Regions from separate parts of the Homo sapiens genome. Here regions 1, 2, 3, 4 and 6 are each linked to region 5. The links are chromatin contacts, found by Hi-C or POLR2A ChIA-PET in ENCODE. All regions are on one chromosome and are shown on one strand. Each heading gives the region's core, a stretch centred on a gene start or an enhancer-like site at or near the end of the contact. The rest is flanking DNA. Distances are from core to core; before and after follow the strand shown.

Region 1 (2,700 bases), core at 158-2,657, 3.4 Mb before region 5:
CATACATCCGAAATCATGTTTTTTTCTTCTACAGTCGAAAGTTTGTATTACATGTAAAATAGGAAAAAAATATTAAAATTTTTCGAAAGCGAAAAGTCTACTCAGCAAGTTTTTGGTATTTATTAATGGTTTTACTTTTGCTAGACACAAAAATGAAATACCGCTAAATTAGCTCACAGAAGAGTTCAGGATTCTATAGACTCAGGAAAAGCCTGTCCTAAAACTGTTTTAATAAAGGCTGAAAATAGACACTATAATACAGTCTTTAATAATATACAATGTGTATTCCTCCTGATGGTGGTCTTGCTTGACATTTTAAGCATAGCCCTATTTTCCTGTGAAGATAGCAGCCAGTTCTGCTTCATGTCATAACAACACTTGATTCATGTAAGCAGCTGCTACCTATGCCATCACAGTACACATAATTGCTAAATGTAGGGTTCAAATAATCGTAAATGGACACTAATATGAAAATCAGACTGTTTTGTTGTAACAGCAAAAGTTTTAGAAACAAATAATTTTAGTATCTACTTAGTACAGTAAGCATGAACATATAGTATACAGCTAGGCACAGCAGTAAATTGTTGGAAACACTAACATTTATTGTTTACGAACATACATGCAGTGTTTACACATTTCTTAAATGTTGTCTTTAATGCTGCTGATAAACGAAAGGATAAAAAGTCCAACAAACCACAATAAATGTCAATGGGTGTTATTAACAACATGAAAGAACTCAGTAGCAACAACCACATTTAAAGCTACAGGACTCGAAAGTTCCGGACTACAAATCCCAGAGTTCCCTAGAGCCCAGGCGGAGCTACCTTCAAACTGATCGCTTTTTCACCCAATGACAGCCAGAGAATCCCTAAACCACATTCAGCCCGGCCTGAAGGGCTGGTTTCTTCGCGTGAAAACAATAAGGTATTACGTAGACTTTCTGAACACGAGTGGTAGTTTCAGGGCCTGAGTCTAACTACTAAATTATTTCTCCCCGCATTAGTCTCCTAGTCATCTTAATAACTCTCTACCCAACTCTGGCTCGGTGGAAACTCGGAACGTCTAAATGCTGAAACTCACGTAAATCAGTACCAGCGGATGCATCCAGTCAGCCACGAGGAAGGCGGAATCCGCCTTATTCTTGCCCTTTATTGGCCACGCATCCCACCAATGGGGCCATTAAACTTCCGCTAACGCAGCGTACGGCGTGGTGGTGTGAGCGTTGTACGTACGCTGGGTCTACGAAGGGGCAGGCGTTCTGCTTTCGTCCAATCGGAAGCTAGCAAGAATTCCCCGGGCCGCTATGCCCCACTTCTTTCGCGTCGCGTTACGGGCCGCCTCTCTGCAGCCGACCAATCCTCTTGATTTTCTTGTGCGCATTACCCAATCAGAGAGGTCGAGGCGGGGTTCCACTTGACCGCTCTAAGCCGCCGCGCAGCCTGCGTTTTCTCCGGTACAGGTTGAGGCTACTAAGGTACATTTTGCTGGGCCAGGCTGGGCGGGTCCCCGGGATGGGCAGCCCTCTCGACGAGCGGCGACGCCGTGGTTGAGTCTAGAAAGCTAGAGTTGCTGGACAGCTATCGCGGGAGCGCGGAGGGAAGTGGGAGGTCTGGACGGAGTGTGCACGTGTTGGCAGTCTCGCTCCGCCGTCGGAGCCACCAGGTCAAACCTGTGCTGGCCCTGGCCAAAGAAACTTCTGCGGGTCAGGCTGCTGTTGCCGGTGCAGTTCCCAGTACTTCCTCTGGGGCGTTTTTCAATAAAAGCCAAACGCCCTTGCTCATTTTCAGGGAAAGACCTGTTTCCTCCTGCTCTTTCCTCTCCACGGATACTCTCCCCACCACTAAAAGGGTTTAGTATAATCCTTTTGTAGGCCAGAAAGCAGATTTTCACTTGGGAAGAGACGACCCGTAGTATGGGATGTGGTATGATACCAGCAACTGGTCTATTATATCATTTAAACCACATGGCTATCTAAAGAGGTAGGTACTGTGAGTGTTCTCATTTTCACGCGAAGCAGTGTTAGACATTACTCATTCTTGTGTTTTCTTTAGCTTGTCTCTGACAAATTGTGGCATTCAGCTTCCATGGATGTAAAATTAAAAGATGGTATAATTTGTAAAATGTTGCTCCTGTTTTCTTTTTTGTTTTTCTTTTTCTTTTTCTTTTTTTTTTTTTTTTTTGAGATGGAGTCTCAGGCTGTCGCGCAGGCTGGAGTGCAGTGGGGCGATCTCGGCTTACTGCAACCTCCGCCCCCCGGGTTCAAGCGATTCTCCAGCCTCAGCCTCCCGAGTAGCCGGGATTATAGGCGCCTGGCACCACGCCCGGCTAATTTTTGTATTTTTAGTAGAGACGGGATTTCACCATACTGGTCAGGCCGGTCTCGAACTCCTGACTTCAGGTGATCCACTCGCCTCTGCCTCCCAAAGTGCTGGGATTACAGGCGTGAGCCACCGTGCCCGGCCGTTTTCTTTATTAATTTGAAATTATTTAAAGTCAATAAAAGCCTGGGCGCGGTGGCTCACGCCAGTAATCCCAGCACTTTGGGAGGCCGAGGCGGGCGGATCACGAGGTCAGGAGTTCGAGACCAGCCTGGTCAACATGGTGAAACCCCCGTCTCTACTACGAATGCAAAAATGTGGCGGGCGCCTGTAGTCCCAGCTACTCGGGAGGCTGAGGCAGGAGAATCGCTTGAACCCGGGA
Region 2 (2,700 bases), core at 160-2,659, 3.3 Mb before region 5:
AATATTTTTATCTTTCATGGCACAAAATTATTTTTCCACTCAAGAGCCATTTCTGGGAGTGTGCAAAGAAAATTTCAAAACTCTAGTGTTTAACAACACAAACAGGAGAAATGCAAATGCATTTTTCGTTGTCACTTGTACATATGGTACATATAGTTTTATTTATATATAGCTCTATTCCCTAACCGTATCGAAAAGATGATATAATGCTGAGGGAAAAAACTAGGCTACAGATCGACACACATTATTAACATAAAGAGAAAAAATACTAAAAGGAAGTATGCAAATACTGTAAGTGGTTATCTCTGAGTTGAGAAAATAAGAATGTTAATTTTTTTGTCCCCCCCCCCAATTTCTAAGTTTTGAACAACTGGTACTCTGACGTTTGTAGTTAGCATTAATAATTTCTTTCTTCCTTTTTTCCTCTCAAAAAATGTACGTAGGGTGCATTCAAATACATTAATCCAAGAATATTATCTGGAAATGTACCATTTGGCCGTCTGCATTCACCAAGCATGCAAACACATCTCCAAATATCTCATCACTTGTTCTAGATAGATTTAAGTAGTCTTCTCCATTAACTCTTTCGGGTCCAACTTGCCAATTAAAATCTCGAAACTCCTAGTTTGGAGCTGGGTCTTTCCGAGCTCTGAGCAGTCGGCTGACTGGCGGGTTATTCTGAATGAATAGACTGCAAACTGTGGCGACAGCGTTCCCACCTGCATTAATTAAACGAGCGCTGGCTTCAACGCTACAGGGGTCTGATATTCAAAACAGACGTTTAAGGAAAAGGAGATGAGGTGAGAGAAAATTCGAAGAAGGTTCAGCGGAGAGCGACTGCTGGGGGTTTCAAGGGGCCCATTTACACAAGCAGTGGCACACCGGCACGGGCGGGGGATCTTATTCCTGCCTACGCATCACAGGGTCCCGTCCAGAGTGGGACTCCCCAAACCCTGAGGGGCCACACTAGCTGCAGGGCGGGATCAAGTCTCCGGGGCTCCCCGACCCTTAGACGACCCGAGCCCTTGGAATCCTCCGGTCCAAGACGACCGCCGCCCAAAGGCTCCGCACAGCACGGAAAGCCAGCCCGCTGATCCGCTAGTCGCACACCTCCCGGAATTAAAGAGCTCCTCTCAGGCCCAGCGGCTTCTCACTTCAGCTTGCCCCACTGCCGGGCGGAAGCGGCGGCTGCACCGCCCGAGATCGCGGCTGCATCCGGGTTCCTCAAGCTTCGGCCCAATCCTCGACCTTCTCTCTTCCCACCCTCCCGTTTCTCCGCCCTCCTGCCGCCAATCCCTGATCAGGTCTCAGCCGAACATGCTGTCAGGGGAGTGAAGGCGGATACTGGCCAATGAGGCCTCGCTTCCCGTTTGAAGTCTCCAGTGGGCGGGCGCCGGAGGCGGGCGCTGCTGGCCAGAAGGTTCGGTTGCGCGTGTGCCATGGACTCAGCCGCCCGGTGATATTGACAATAGGAGAGAGAAAGGGGCATTGACTGGGACCCACCGCGGGTAGCGAAAGGTGGCTCTGGCAGCGGCGGCTCCAGCTCCTGCGGCTCCTCCTCCTTATTCTGTCCCCTTCTCTTGCTGCCGCTGCAGATCCAGTCTTCCTCCCTCCCTTCCCCCCCTCCCCACGTCGTCGCCGCCGCCGCCGGGTCCGGGGCAACGAGCTGAGGCGCCGCCCGCCAGGAATGTGAGCGAGGAGCCACCGGCGGAGCCGCAACGGGGTCGGTGCCGATTTGATGGGACGGGCCCGCGGGGGAGGATCGTGAGGCCGCCGCCGCCACCGGAACGCTGAGGTTCGGGTCCGGCCGTGAGGCCTAGAGGCTCCGCCGCCGCGGAACCGGAGGGACCCCGTACCGGACAGCCGTCGCCCCAGGCTCCCCGCAGCTGCCCGGACCTCCCCCTGCACGTCCCGGTCCCGCCGCCCGCCCCCGCTGCGGCCACCTCGCCCGTCTCCCGCCCCTCCAAGCCACAGATCATCTTTGGATTCTTCCCCAGAAGCTTCAAGGTAACTTAGTCCCTCCAGCACCGCGGCTCGCCCGCTTCCCTTCTTCCTCCCGGTCCTCCTGGGGAACCTATGGGGCACCGGCCTTGGGAAGGCCTGGCCGGGCAGGCGAGGGGTGCGGTGGGGTGGGGTGCGGGAGCGGGAGCGCCCGTCCCACTTGTCTGATTTACCTACAAATGCTTCTGATGATACCTCTCATTCACTCTGCCCCCTCCCCCCTTTTTCTCCACCTTCTGGGATTGGAGGCGTTTTCTTGCCCCCCTTTATCCACTGGCGGGGGCGGGGAATAAAGAGGGGTTTGGTGTGAGGAGGATTCTCTAGCAGCTTATCGTCTCCAGGGCTTGGGGTGTGGGTTAGGAGCAAAGGGAGTATGTAAGCATCCCCACAGACAAACCCCTTCCCTGTCTTTCCCTACTTCCCCTTACCCCCTTTGGATTATCCTGAGCCATGGAAATGCCCCATGCCTGCTGATTAGAGGATGATAAAGCTTCGGGAGCCCTGGCCCAGGGCGAAACCTGTTTCCCTGGGCTTTGCACGGACCCGCTGTTACCTTACGTTCAGTTTTGCAGTGCTTCAGGGTTGCGATCCTTGACGTTTATTCTGGGCCTCGGGCATAAGGGGTAAATGATTTTTTTAAAAGCTACCTATATATCGTCTGTAGAGATGAGAGATAAGGAATAAAGAAGAGACGAAAAG
Region 3 (2,700 bases), core at 31-2,530, 3.5 Mb before region 5:
TCCCAAAGTGTTGGGGTTACAGGCGTGAGCCACTGTGCCCAGCCCTGCCCGGCTAATTTTGTTCATTTTTTGTAGAGGTGGGATCTCCCTATGTTGCCCAGGCTGTTGTCAAACTCCTGGACTCAAGCCATCCTCCCTCCTCGACCTCCCAAAGTGCTGAGATTATAGGCATGAACTACCACGCCTGAAGGAAAGTATTTCTACTGTTTTAAGGGCATGGGACAATTTCAAGCCTGTTTCTTGGAAGTAGTTCACATTCTTTAATTACAGACATTCACCTGATCATGGCGGGTGTGGTGGCTCACGCCTGTAAACACAGCACTTTGAGAGGCCAAGGCAGGAGAATCACTTCAGCCCAGGAGTTGGAGACCAGCCTGGGCAATATAGCGAGACCCTGTCTCATCTCTCTCTCTCTAGGTATATATAAAAGACATTCACCTGACCTGAGGAGTTCAGAGACCTTATAAACTGCTCTAGCTAGAAGTCAAGTTGGTAACTTGTGAGACACGGAAGTTAAGCGTCTAAATTAACGTTACCAAACTCAAAAATCTATACACTGCATTCATTCTCTACATTTATTCTGTGCAAGCCCTCTAGGTATTAGAATCTAGGAAAAGGAAATTTTACACTTAAGAACACCTGTGCTCCCTTAACATATACCAAAATATTTGATAAATGACACAGTATTTTGAATTTGTAGGTGGCTGGCTTTTCTTTTGCAGACCACACCTGTTAATATCACCTGGCCCTGTCTTGGGATCTACATGTAGTCTTGTCACCACTGGTCAATTGGCACATGGTTTTCCGAACATCAGTCGCCTGGGACAGCTCTGTAATTACTTGTTAATTACTTGAGTCGAATGATTCCGAACTCATGGTAGTTGCTTCGCCTTCATTGATCATTCACCATTTGGTTCTGTGCCAGCAGGATGCCCGGCTGCTTGGTCACAGGCATTGCGCAAGCTGGCACCGGGATCGTGGCCTCTTTAAGTCAACTTCTGGCTGAGGGAATCCGGCGACACTAGCCCGCGGAGAAGAAGGGCTGAAGGTGGAGCAGGGGGACACGCCGCGTCCCACCAGACGTACGCCGCGACGCCTGCTGGTGGATATTACCCGGGACCTCAAAGCGGCCGCCCGCCGATCCTCAGCGCCAAGCCACGGCCGGATGCGCTCAGGGCGGACCCGCGCGGCCCGGCCCCTCAGGGAGCCCGGGTGGGGGCGGGGCTGGGCGGGGCGGGGCGCGGCGCGCGCGGGGCGGGGGCGCGCGGCCTGTGGCGCCGTCACCCGGCAGACTCCGGAGGGTAGAGCGCTGTGCCGGTTCCGCTGCCGCTGGCCAGGAGCGCGGGGACAGTTCGGGGCTGCGCCGGAGGCCGGCCCGCCTTCCCGGGGGTTCCGTTATCATGTCGCTGAGGCAGCGCCTGGCCCAGCTGGTTGGCCGTCTGCAGGACCCGCAGAAAGTGGCCCGTTTCCAGCGGCTGTGCGGGGTGGAAGCGCCGCCGCGCCGCTCAGCAGACCGGAGGGAGGATGAGAAAGCGGAGGCGCCTCTCGCCGGAGACCCTCGACTGCGAGGGCGGCAGCCAGGGGCGCCTGGAGGCCCCCAGCCTCCCGGGAGCGACCGCAATCAGTGCCCGGCCAAGCCGGACGGCGGCGGCGCCCCCAACGGCGTGCGGAACGGGCTGGCGGCCGAGCTGGGCCCGGCCTCGCCGCGGCGCGCGGGCGCTCTGCGCCGCAACTCGCTGACGGGCGAGGAGGGCCAGCTGGCCCGCGTGAGCAACTGGCCGCTCTACTGCCTGTTCTGCTTCGGCACGGAGCTGGGCAACGAACTCTTCTACATCCTGTTCTTCCCCTTCTGGATCTGGAACCTGGACCCTCTGGTGGGCCGGAGGCTCGTGGTCATCTGGGTGCTGGTCATGTACCTGGGCCAGTGCACCAAGGACATCATCCGCTGGCCGAGGCCCGCCTCGCCGCCCGTGGTCAAGTTGGAGGTCTTCTACAACTCTGAGTACAGCATGCCCTCCACCCATGCCATGTCCGGCACCGCCATCCCCATTTCTATGGTCCTCCTCACCTATGGCCGCTGGCAGGTAGGGTTCCTTCTCGTCCTGTTCAGCCTGGGGGAGTTCAAAGAACTCGGAGTTCTCTTTGCTCTCTGCATTTATTTTAATTCGACCGTTCCCCTCCAAAGCCTCTCTTTCCACAGGTTTTCACAATACTCGCAAACAGGCCCTTTCTGGGTTTTGAAAAATTAAGTGATTGGGGGAAACTGGATACTTAGCCGTTGAATTCTATTTTAATATTAAATTCCAATTTAATGCCTTAGAACCCAAAGGACACACTTTTCCTAGAGTAATACATTGTCATTGGGCTTTGGTTGAGTTTTTTAAACGGCTTTAATTCTTGTAATGCACAGTGGAAGTGAATTTTTTAAATAATCGCTATGTAAACTAAGACCCAGTTTCACCGTAATATATGGTGCCTTCTTCCCTAAAACTGTTTCAGAAAGAGGTAAAGTCATTAGCTTTACCGTGAGACAGTGTTTACAAAACGTTAGTGTAATTCCAAAACAAACATGCTAGTTCCAAGCAATGAAGTAATCGATTTTCATCGAAGTTCCCTTTATGGAAGTTAATGGAGCACAGGGTGAGTTCTGTTTTTAAGGGGTGTGGTTGCTACTTTGCTGATAAAGTTTGATTATCTTCT
Region 4 (2,700 bases), core at 44-2,543, 4.7 Mb after region 5:
TTACTCAAGGCTTTCCACAAAGTCATCACACACACACACTCACACACACACACACACCTTAACAGTTAACTTCAACCGTAGCTCTTTAAGCACTACTAACTTAAATAGCGGCTAAGGAATCCGTTTGCCAACACAGTTCTGAATTTAGATTCCTCCTTCCTCCCACAGGAAAGAAGGGCCAACACTGAACAGCTTACTTTCAACCTAACCTAGTCAAGGTGCAACTGGGGCCGGCTGGGACGCCGCTGCCCGCGTCCGGGGCTGCCCACATCTAGTGCACCCAGCGCCTTCACCGCCAGCATGCGGGGCTGCACATCCCACACCAGACGTATGGCTGAGAGCCAGACGACTTCTCTAGACTTCCCGCGTAGTTTTCCGGCGAGGTCCCCAAGGCCAAAAATCTCACTTTTGGAAACTGAAGGGGTCAGGCCGAATCGCTAGGACACACCCCTCGGGGACAGGAAGGGATAACTTCGCCGGTGTCGAGAGTGGTCCATGGATTTTTCCAAAGTCCCCCCTCATGCTGCTTTCCGTGCCCAACCGCCTCCCGCCCTGACCTGGGGACTCGCAAAGGGCAGCGGGAGGGGCGCCGGGGAAGGGGGCGAGCGCCCAGACCGCCGGAGGCAGCGGCGAGGACTGGAACTCCAGCATGGCGTAAGTGTGGCCCAGCTCCGGCCCGGGGACGCCGCCGGAGACGCGCTGCCTCCGTCCACCGGCCGAGGAGGCGGTAATCCGCCTTCCCTCCCGGGGGCCCTCAGGCTTGGCTAAAAATAGGTGCCTCGGTCACCCCAGGGCCCGCTCGGGTCGACCTCGCCTTCGGGAGAGTCGTCCTTGGGGAGGGTGGGGGGTGTCCCTCGGCCGCGCCCCGGGTGCCGCGACAGAGCCGGGGTCGGGCCCAGAGCGGCCCCGCGAGGCCGAGGAGGTCCCTCCGAGCCCGCCCCCTGCGGCGTCCCGGCCCCAACAAGAGCCCCGCGGCGGCAACCGGATGCCCGAGGCCTACCCAGCGGGCGGCGTCCGGGCCCCGCGGCCGCGCCCCCCCGCCCGGCGCGGCCCTCCCGCCTGCCCCAGGACCCCGCGGCCGGCGCCGCCTCCCCCCGCGCTCCCCGCCGCCGGCGCCCGTCCCGGTGCGGCCTGCTCTCCCTCACCCTGTGCGGCCGGGAAAGGAGACCGGGAAGACGCGGCGGCGCCGGCACTACAGCCCGGGCCGCCCGCTCCGAGGCGCCGCCGCCGCCGCCGCCGCCGCCGCAGTCGCTCAGGTGCCGTCGCGCCGCTCGGCAGGAAACGGGCGGCTTCGGGGCGGGGCGGGGCGGACCCGGCACGTCCTGGCGTCTGGGCCGGCGGCGCCGGGAGACCGGCCCCTTAAAGGGACAGCCGCCGGCCCGCCTCTGCCTCCGCGCGCCTGCCCACGCGCTCCGGTACTCGCTGCTCGCGGCTGGCCGGCTCGGGATTCCGGGCTTTCTTCCCGAGACCGCGTCCCCCAGCTGGGCCGAAGGTGGACGCTCAGGGGCTGGAGGCTCAGCGGAATCCCCTGCGTTCAGTAGCCCCGCTCTCCCCTGTCCCGAAGGTTGGTCTCGTCTCGCGCGGCCCTCCCTCCAGGGCACCACCTGGCTCCCCACGCCTTTTAACTTCAGCAAACGGCACTAGATTTACCCCCTGACTATCCCAGATTTCCCCCAGAAATTACTGGAAAACGACATCCCCCGTCCCTTTCTCCAGGGGATCTCTCTGAAATCTCCTTCGGGCAACGCTAGCTACAAACGGAGAAAGAAATTAGAAAGCGACCCAAATAATGGTCGGGCGCGGTGGTTCACGCCTGTAACCCCAGTACTTTGGGAGGCCAAGGCAGGCGGATCACCTGAGGTCAGGAGTTCGAGACCAGCCTGGCCAACATATAGTAAAACCCGTCTCTGCCAAAAAAAGTACAAAAAATTAGCTGGGCATAGTGGCGCACGCCTGTAGCCCCAGCTACTTGGGAAGCTGAGACAGGAGAATCGCAGGAATCTAGGAGGCGGAGGTTGCAGTGAGCCGAGATCTCGCCACTGCACTCCAGCCTGGGCGAGAGAGTAAGACTCTCCGTTTCTCTCAAAAAAAAAAAAAAAAAAAGGAAAGAAAAGAAAGCGACCCAAATGAGTTGTGTGCAAACATTATGAAAGTGTTGTGACTGCCAGCTGGTAGCCATTTATGAAGCCGGGGTAAAAATCTAGAAACTGCTGCGCGAGGAGGGATGGGCCCGGATCTCTCCTTATTCGTTTGCTCTTTGCTGAAAGGATGGCAGCGATCCTCCCCGTCCACTGGCAAGTGAGTTTCGTGTGGATTGTTTACCGATGATCAATCTCTCACAGGAGGCCAGGCACTGCCCCACTACATGTACAAAACACTCCAAGCTGTCCGCAAATGTTATGAAGGCTTAAAATAATCCTAACGATTCCAGACTGTGGATAGAGATAGAAAAAATTAGGACTCACCACCACCACCTCGCCCTACATCTGACAAAGTGGGAACAGAAGCAGTTAAGGAATGAACAGCAGAACCGTTTCTACACCAACAGAATTTCCTGTACATGGGCTGGTTAAAAGTATCCATACTTTTTATTCTAATCATTTCTAAGTTTTCTAGAGCACCTCCAAAATACAAATGAAAACTGCGCAGTGTATAGTGGCCTGAGATATTGAGAATTCTGCCAGTCTTCAGTCACCGTGT
Region 5 (2,700 bases), core at 14-2,513:
ACCTCAGGTGATGAAATTTTCAAAACGTATCTAAAACTGCAGTTGGTAGAAGGCTCTCCACAGCCAGCTGTCTTTCAAGAAAAGGCTCCAAGTTTATTTAAAATCTACAAGCAGAACAGAACCATACCTCAACCAAGCTCTAACATCAAGAAGTTTTACCCGATTTACGTAGTTAAAAGGATAAGAAATCGGAATTTACTTCAATGGATTTGTTCGATGCCTTAATAATGAATGAACTAGAGGCATCACTCACTGACTTGAGTTCTGAAGGAGTCTCTCAGCCCTGCCCCCTGTAAAACCTTAAGCAATTTCTACAGAATTAGGTTTTTCGAGGCTAAGCCCGGTTCAAAGGAAGTCTCCCCGCCTCCCTCCCAGGGGCTGAAGCCCAGGACAGCCGGGGCGGCGCGCCCGAGCGGGTGGGGGCGCGGGGACGCCCCCTCCCCGCTCGGGAAAAGTTCTGCAGGCCGCTCTCCGGCCAGGCCGGCCTGCGGCCGTCGCCTGCTTCGCCGCCACAAACACCCATCTCGGCCGCGGACGGCCAGAGGGTCGCGCCCCCTCCCCGCGCCACCGCAACTAACACCCCGCCCCCGCCTCCCCGCCACCGCCCTCGCCGAGCGTTAACCCCTCGCCGTCCGCCGCCCGGCTCGGGGGAGGAGGCCGGCCAGGGGGTGGAGTTGTCGCGTCTCCTCCCGGGAGCGCCCGGGCAGACGCCCGGCTTGTTTACAGGCCCCAGGCCTGCCCGCCGCCGCCGCCGCGCAGGCCCGCACCGCCCGCCAGCCCGCCGTCGGCCCGAGCGCCGCACTTACCCGGAGCAGCCGCAGGCGGGCAGGTCCCTGGTCGGCCGAGGCGGCGGCGGCGGCAGCCGGGGAGGGGGTCACCGCGGCGGCGACGGCGGCAGCCGGGGGAGGGGTCACCGCTGCAGCGGCGGGCCAGGTCAGGCTGGGGAAGGGGCGGAGGAGGGGAGGAGCCGGGCTGCGTCCGGGCCCCCGGCTGTCGGCGCCCTCGCGGCTCAGATCATCCGGGCGTTGGAGAGGGAGGCAGAGAGCGGGTCCCGGAGAAGGAGGAGGAAGAGCCGAGGACTCATCGCTTTCGCGCCTCAGCTGTCTAGAGTCCCCCCACCCCCCCCTCCCCAACCACCCGTTCCGGAGCAACAGCCGCCTGAGGACCCGAAGCTGCGGGCCGGACGAGCGCCGAGACCACTGCTCTCTAGCTCCCGCGCGCGCTCCCGTCCCTAGCGCCGCCACCGCCGCCGCCGCCGCCTCTAGCGCGGCCCCGCGCAGGCGCGCTCACGACCGCGTCGCCCCTCCCCCACCCCTCCGCTCGCCCCGCCCCGCTGGCTCCGCCGCCGCTACAGCTGCGGCGCGGCGCGCAGCTACAGAGACCCGGATGTCGTTGGGCAGGAACTGCGGTGAGGGCTGGCGGGCGGGGGAGGGGCCGCCACAGATGACGTCACTGCCTTACCCAGCTTCTTTCTCTGCCGCTGCTGCTGCCGCCGCCTTTGCCTTACGGCCTGGAGCACCAGGCCGAAGCCGAAGGGAGCGTCCGGATCCCGGATAGCAGCCAGGACCCGGGCCTTCACGTTCCGGCGCCAGGGACTGGACAGAATGTGCGGCTATTAGGTGCCCAGTAGATCGACAGCCCCTCCGTGCCGGCCCTTGGCCAAGTAGGGACTCGGAAGCTACCCCTACGGCGTCCGCGCCCGGAGCCCTGGCTCTTCTACCTGCCTGCAGATACAAACCCCACTCCCTGCGAAGATGGTGTACACGCAGCCCCGAGCACAGACCCGAAGCTGTCCACCCTTCTTGGGCGCCGTCGCGGTCTGGCCGCTGCCCTTCGAACCCATGGTGGGTCCCAGGCAGCTGCCAGACCCCCCTACCCCAGAGTCCCACTCCTCCAGAGCCTTCCTCTCCCAGTGACCCCAGGAAGCCCAAGCAGGTGCCACGGCCACACACCTCGCGACCCAAAGGGCAGAGACACAAGCACGCTACCACCGCCCACCAATGTGCGAGTGCAACTGATTCACGCACGGGGCACATGCTCTGAGTTTCTGGCAGGTTTTCCCTCTATAGTTCAGGGGATTCCACATTGTATTTATTTGCACATGTTAGATAATCACGTGGTTCTGTCCCAGGGGACCTCCAACGACCTCCAATGAGGTAGGTTAAGGGAACAGGATTTTTCAAAATCAGGAGAATAATCAGAAACATAACAGCTGCTTCTATTAAGAGGTAGAGATGAGCTAAAGTTAATAGAAACTGCACGTGCCAGCGGCCAAAATCCAGTTTAGCTAGCTGGAAAACCCGACCCACGCTGCTTGCAGACGCCGGGGATAGAATGACAAACCCTAGGCAGCCAATGAATCGCAGCCTAGGAGCAGTACATCACCAGCACGGGTTCCCATTGGCTGGGGTGCCCTTCCCTCTCTTGTCAGCGGCTTAACCAGTTCACGAATTTGACCTACACCACATTCGCAGGAAAAGAAGTTAGAAGAAAAGTCCGTATTTTTAAAAGATGTTCTGATGCACACACAAACCAAAGACTTCATTGTAGAAGGCAGGTTCTTTTACTGGCCAAATTGAGTTCTGGCCAGTAAAAAAGGTAAATTTATGTTGAAGGCCTCTCTATTTTACTTGAGGAGCTCACTATAGCAATTTGCACCCTACTACTTTCTATCTCCTAAACCATTTTGTTGCCCCAACT
Region 6 (2,700 bases), core at 10-2,509, 4.3 Mb before region 5:
TCACCGGGTCCTCGCAGCGCGTCCGCCGCGCTCCGGCTCCCCGCACGGATCGGCGCCCCTCCGGCCCCGCACTCCGCCAGGCCCGCGGCCCGTCGCCCTCCGGCCTGGGCCAAAGTTGCGCAAATAGCCCCACAACTGGCAAATACTTACCGGCCGCAACAGGAACCAGAGCTGCGGAGATTTTAGGGAGTTTAAGGCAAATCAGCCGCGGGAAAGGCGGGCGAAGGCGAAGGGGCCGCGAGCTGCAGTGGCGGCGGCGCGCGGCGCTCGGCGCTCGGGCTGGGCTGCGCGGAGAGGCTCTGGCTCTGCCAGGGACTGTGCTGCAACAAAGGACTTCCGCTGCCGCACAGCCGCGCCTGCCGCACCGCACTGAGCCGGCCCCGCTTACGCGGCGACTCCGGGTCTGCCCACCAGTTCGCTGCGGCGTCCGCCAGCCTTCCCCTCCCTCTCGCCCGCCCACCCACTCTGCCGCTGGCTGCTAGGGGCACCCGCGGTCGCCTGTTTGTTGCAACAAGTTTCTGCGTCGAGCTCCGAGGAGGCTGGCGCAACCCGCACCGCGGGGGCCGTCGCGGCGGCGGCGGCTTGACCACCCCTCTTGCCCCTCTCAAGGGTAGGCTTGGGACCTCCTCCTCCTCCTGTTTGCACAGCTGGATGGAACTGGGCTCCTCCCGACTCCCCAGGGCAGGATGCGAGGCTGCTTTCCCACTCCGTCCAGATGTCAGACCCCTGCCCGTTGGGCCCAGCAGCTGGGCCGTCACTCGCGGTCCGCCTCGAGTGCTCCGGCAACCTCGCCCTGCCCCGTCGGTTCAGGGTCGCCCAGTCCCCGCGCCCCCCCGACCCCACCTTCCGTGGGCCTGCTGCCTCTGGCCCTGAGTCACTTCCCCCGCCATGCCCCACCTCGCCCAGTCCGCCTCTCCACCCAGGCTCCCGCGGCTCGGCCTCCCTGGCCCCGCGCCCTCATCCCTTCCCCAGCGAACACGCGGGCGCATCCTTCCCCACCCCCACCTTCACCCCAGAACTGAGGGGGTGCCTGTGCTTTTGCACACCCTGGGGAAAGTCCCCGGGTCACGCGGTTGTTTGTGGGGAGCCTGTGACGCTCAGGCTTGTCCCTATGCTTCCGCCTACAGAGTCACAACTGCGAACTGTGGCGGCGGCACTCAGAGCGCGGGCCGACCCCCGCCCGGCCACTGAGGCGGGCGGGCGGGAGGGCGCGCACGTACGCACGCACGCACGCACGCACACCCCGGCCCTGGCGCCCCTCTTTCCCCTGCTACCAGACACGCGGTCACGTGGGGCCATCGCGGGCTGCCGGCGCGGGAAGCCGCGCGAGAGGCGGCCGAGGGGTGCGTGAGCCGGCGCCACTGCTTGCAGTGCGCGGCTTGGGAGCCCGCCCCTCCTGCACGGAGGAGTCGGCCTGCCGCCGCGGCGGCATCTGGGTAAGCGACGCGGTCCTGCCCCTGTGGGCTGCCCCGGGCTCAGTCCCTCCTGCCGCGAGCCACCCAGGGCGGCGGCCTGCAGCTGCACCAGTCGCGGGACAGATGCAAGTAGCTGGGGAGAGGGGTGTTTTTGGTCCGATTGAGATGTCAGGCAGGGCACAGGAGGAAAATACATCCGCGAGTGAGCGCTGGGCCGACAATACCCAGAACCACCCTTTGCTGCTCGTAGGAGCGGCTGCCGGGGCCTGATTCAGGGTGGCACACGGGGTGCCGCGAAGGTGCAGAGCCGTCCCGGCCGCGGGTCCGGGTGCGACCCCCAGCAGGAAACCCCAGTAGGCCTGCGGCCTCCCTCGGGTAGCGCCGACCCCTCTTACGAGCGGGCGACTTTCCAGATGCTGGGAGGACGCTGCGGCTACTGTTTCCACTCCCAGCTTGTGATTACCTCGTTTCTAGGGCAAGAAGACATCCCCCCCTTTTCTATCTTCAAATTATGTTTATCTTGTTCTAAGCATATCCGGTTTTTCTTTTTGAAGCTTGACCCATCTTATCACCGTCTTCTCTGGCACTCAGTATTTGGAGTAATCAGTTGTTACCAGTTGCGGAGGCAGCGCATAGCACAACGTAGTACCTGGAACCTGACGGCACCTAGCATGTTTCAACAGTTAGCGCCCGCATCACCCCAAGGGATTAAATTTGGCATTCTTTCTCTTGAGACTCAAGTCCTGGCAGAGCTGTTGATCCTCTCACAAGATTCTGTCATGTATGTAAAGTACACTTTGGAATCTTAAATTTTAGAGCCGAGAGGTGCCTTATAGAAAATCTGTTTCATCCCTCTCGTTTTACAGAGAAGACACCAGGCCTGAAGAGCGTGATGTAGCTGGAGCTAGCTACACCTCTTGATAGCTAAGACTCCAAGGCTCCAGACACCTTGGTGATTGCACTCTCCACCATGCCAGGACCGCAGTGCCAGTTTACCCCACTCACCTGTAGAGAATGTATCCGGCGGAGGTCATTATATATACTTGGCTTGATTCAGGTTATGGAGAAGTCAGGCATGGCCACTGTGTGGGTTTGATGGTATTTCTAGGTGAGGTAGGCCGCCTATGGTGTATTTTTGGAACTAAAAGCCTACACCCCCCAGCCACCCCTGAAAGTTTCATTGCTGTTCTCTATTATTTGCAGCATTGGTTGCTTCCTTATGTTAAGGCATCAAAGTCTTCTTTAACAATCTGGATATATTTTAGTTAAGGGTAAATCGTGAATC

Evidence for each region. Hi-C counts contacts between places; a loop is a spot of excess contacts on that map. ChIA-PET counts read pairs that join two places held with the same protein, here RNA polymerase II (POLR2A). Pooled maps may share reads with other maps.
Region 1: a map of ascending aorta shows a loop between it and region 5 (14-fold over the local background). The contact joins the promoter of WDR89 here to the promoter of PPM1A in region 5. A Hi-C loop is called at or near these places in 2 of 168 maps with a recorded cell type or tissue (ascending aorta and naive thymus-derived CD4-positive, alpha-beta T cell) and 13 of 50 pooled maps. POLR2A ChIA-PET finds 5 or more read pairs at or near these places in 1 of 52 experiments (CD8-positive, alpha-beta memory T cell).
Region 2: a map of B cell shows a loop between it and region 5 (21-fold over the local background). The contact joins the promoter of PPP2R5E here to the promoter of PPM1A in region 5. A Hi-C loop is called at or near these places in 2 of 168 maps with a recorded cell type or tissue (B cell and naive thymus-derived CD4-positive, alpha-beta T cell) and 8 of 50 pooled maps. POLR2A ChIA-PET finds 5 or more read pairs at or near these places in 1 of 52 experiments (CD4-positive, alpha-beta T cell).
Region 3: a map of naive thymus-derived CD4-positive, alpha-beta T cell shows a loop between it and region 5 (12-fold over the local background). The contact joins the promoter of SGPP1 here to the promoter of PPM1A in region 5. A Hi-C loop is called at or near these places in 1 of 168 maps with a recorded cell type or tissue (naive thymus-derived CD4-positive, alpha-beta T cell) and 8 of 50 pooled maps. POLR2A ChIA-PET finds 5 or more read pairs at or near these places in 1 of 52 experiments (GM12878).
Region 4: a map of B cell shows a loop between it and region 5 (28-fold over the local background). The contact joins the promoter of KTN1 here to the promoter of PPM1A in region 5. A Hi-C loop is called at or near these places in 2 of 168 maps with a recorded cell type or tissue (B cell and naive thymus-derived CD4-positive, alpha-beta T cell) and 7 of 50 pooled maps.
Region 6: a loop to region 5 is called in a map of CD8-positive, alpha-beta T cell, with 16 times the contacts of the local background. The contact joins the promoter of ZBTB25 here to the promoter of PPM1A in region 5. A Hi-C loop is called at or near these places in 2 of 168 maps with a recorded cell type or tissue (CD8-positive, alpha-beta T cell and naive thymus-derived CD4-positive, alpha-beta T cell), 2 of 37 single-sample maps with no recorded cell type and 9 of 50 pooled maps. POLR2A ChIA-PET finds 5 or more read pairs at or near these places in 2 of 52 experiments (PC-3 and activated B cell).

The regions. Positions count from the first base shown.
Region 1 is chr14:63,640,578-63,643,277 of GRCh38, reverse strand. It overlaps WDR89 (WD repeat domain 89), which reads left to right and starts at 1,407. Exons shown (of 3, transcript NM_080666.4): 1 at 1,407-1,474. LOC105370532 (a long non-coding RNA gene) reads right to left here and starts at 1,217. Exons shown (of 3, transcript XR_001750790.3): 1 at 1,081-1,217. RefSeq lists enhancers at 826-1,095, 1,506-1,605, 1,160-1,819.
Region 2 is chr14:63,542,086-63,544,785 of GRCh38, reverse strand. It overlaps PPP2R5E (protein phosphatase 2 regulatory subunit B'epsilon), which reads left to right and starts at 1,409. Exons shown (of 14, transcript NM_006246.5): 1 at 1,409-2,007. LOC112268140 (loricrin-like) reads right to left here and starts at 2,002. Exons shown (of 1, transcript NR_158218.1): 1 at 122-2,002. RefSeq lists enhancers at 1-6, 1,094-1,303, 366-1,357 and silencers at 1,594-1,733, 1,774-1,913.
Region 3 is chr14:63,726,645-63,729,344 of GRCh38, reverse strand. SGPP1 (sphingosine-1-phosphate phosphatase 1) reads left to right here and starts at 1,280. Exons shown (of 3, transcript NM_030791.4): 1 at 1,280-2,084. The coding sequence starts at 1,401. RefSeq lists enhancers at 789-978, 1,939-1,988, 1,633-2,134 and silencers at 1,189-1,288, 1,579-1,678.
Region 4 is chr14:55,578,800-55,581,499 of GRCh38, reverse strand. KTN1 (kinectin 1) reads right to left here and starts at 1,293. Exons shown (of 44, transcript NM_001079521.2): 1 at 1,146-1,293. It overlaps KTN1-AS1 (KTN1 antisense RNA 1), which reads left to right and starts at 1,408. Exons shown (of 3, transcript NR_027123.1): 1 at 1,408-1,564. RefSeq lists silencers at 1-269, 449-1,088, 1,149-1,408 and enhancers at 1,849-1,938, 1,949-2,068.
Region 5 is chr14:60,247,784-60,250,483 of GRCh38, reverse strand. PPM1A (protein phosphatase, Mg2+/Mn2+ dependent 1A) reads right to left here and starts at 1,263. Exons shown (of 6, transcript NM_021003.5): 1 at 807-1,263. RefSeq lists silencers at 280-1,019, 1,220-1,319 and enhancers at 1,420-1,769, 1,830-1,879, 1,189-1,917, 2,460-2,700.
Region 6 is chr14:64,502,397-64,505,096 of GRCh38, reverse strand. It overlaps ZBTB25 (zinc finger and BTB domain containing 25), which reads left to right and starts at 1,259. Exons shown (of 3, transcript NM_006977.5): 1 at 1,259-1,436. It overlaps ZBTB1 (zinc finger and BTB domain containing 1), which reads right to left and starts at 327. Exons shown (of 2, transcript NM_001123329.2): 1 at 151-327. RefSeq lists silencers at 18-127, 238-497, 1,098-1,527 and enhancers at 217-887, 988-1,077, 1,848-1,947, 2,008-2,127.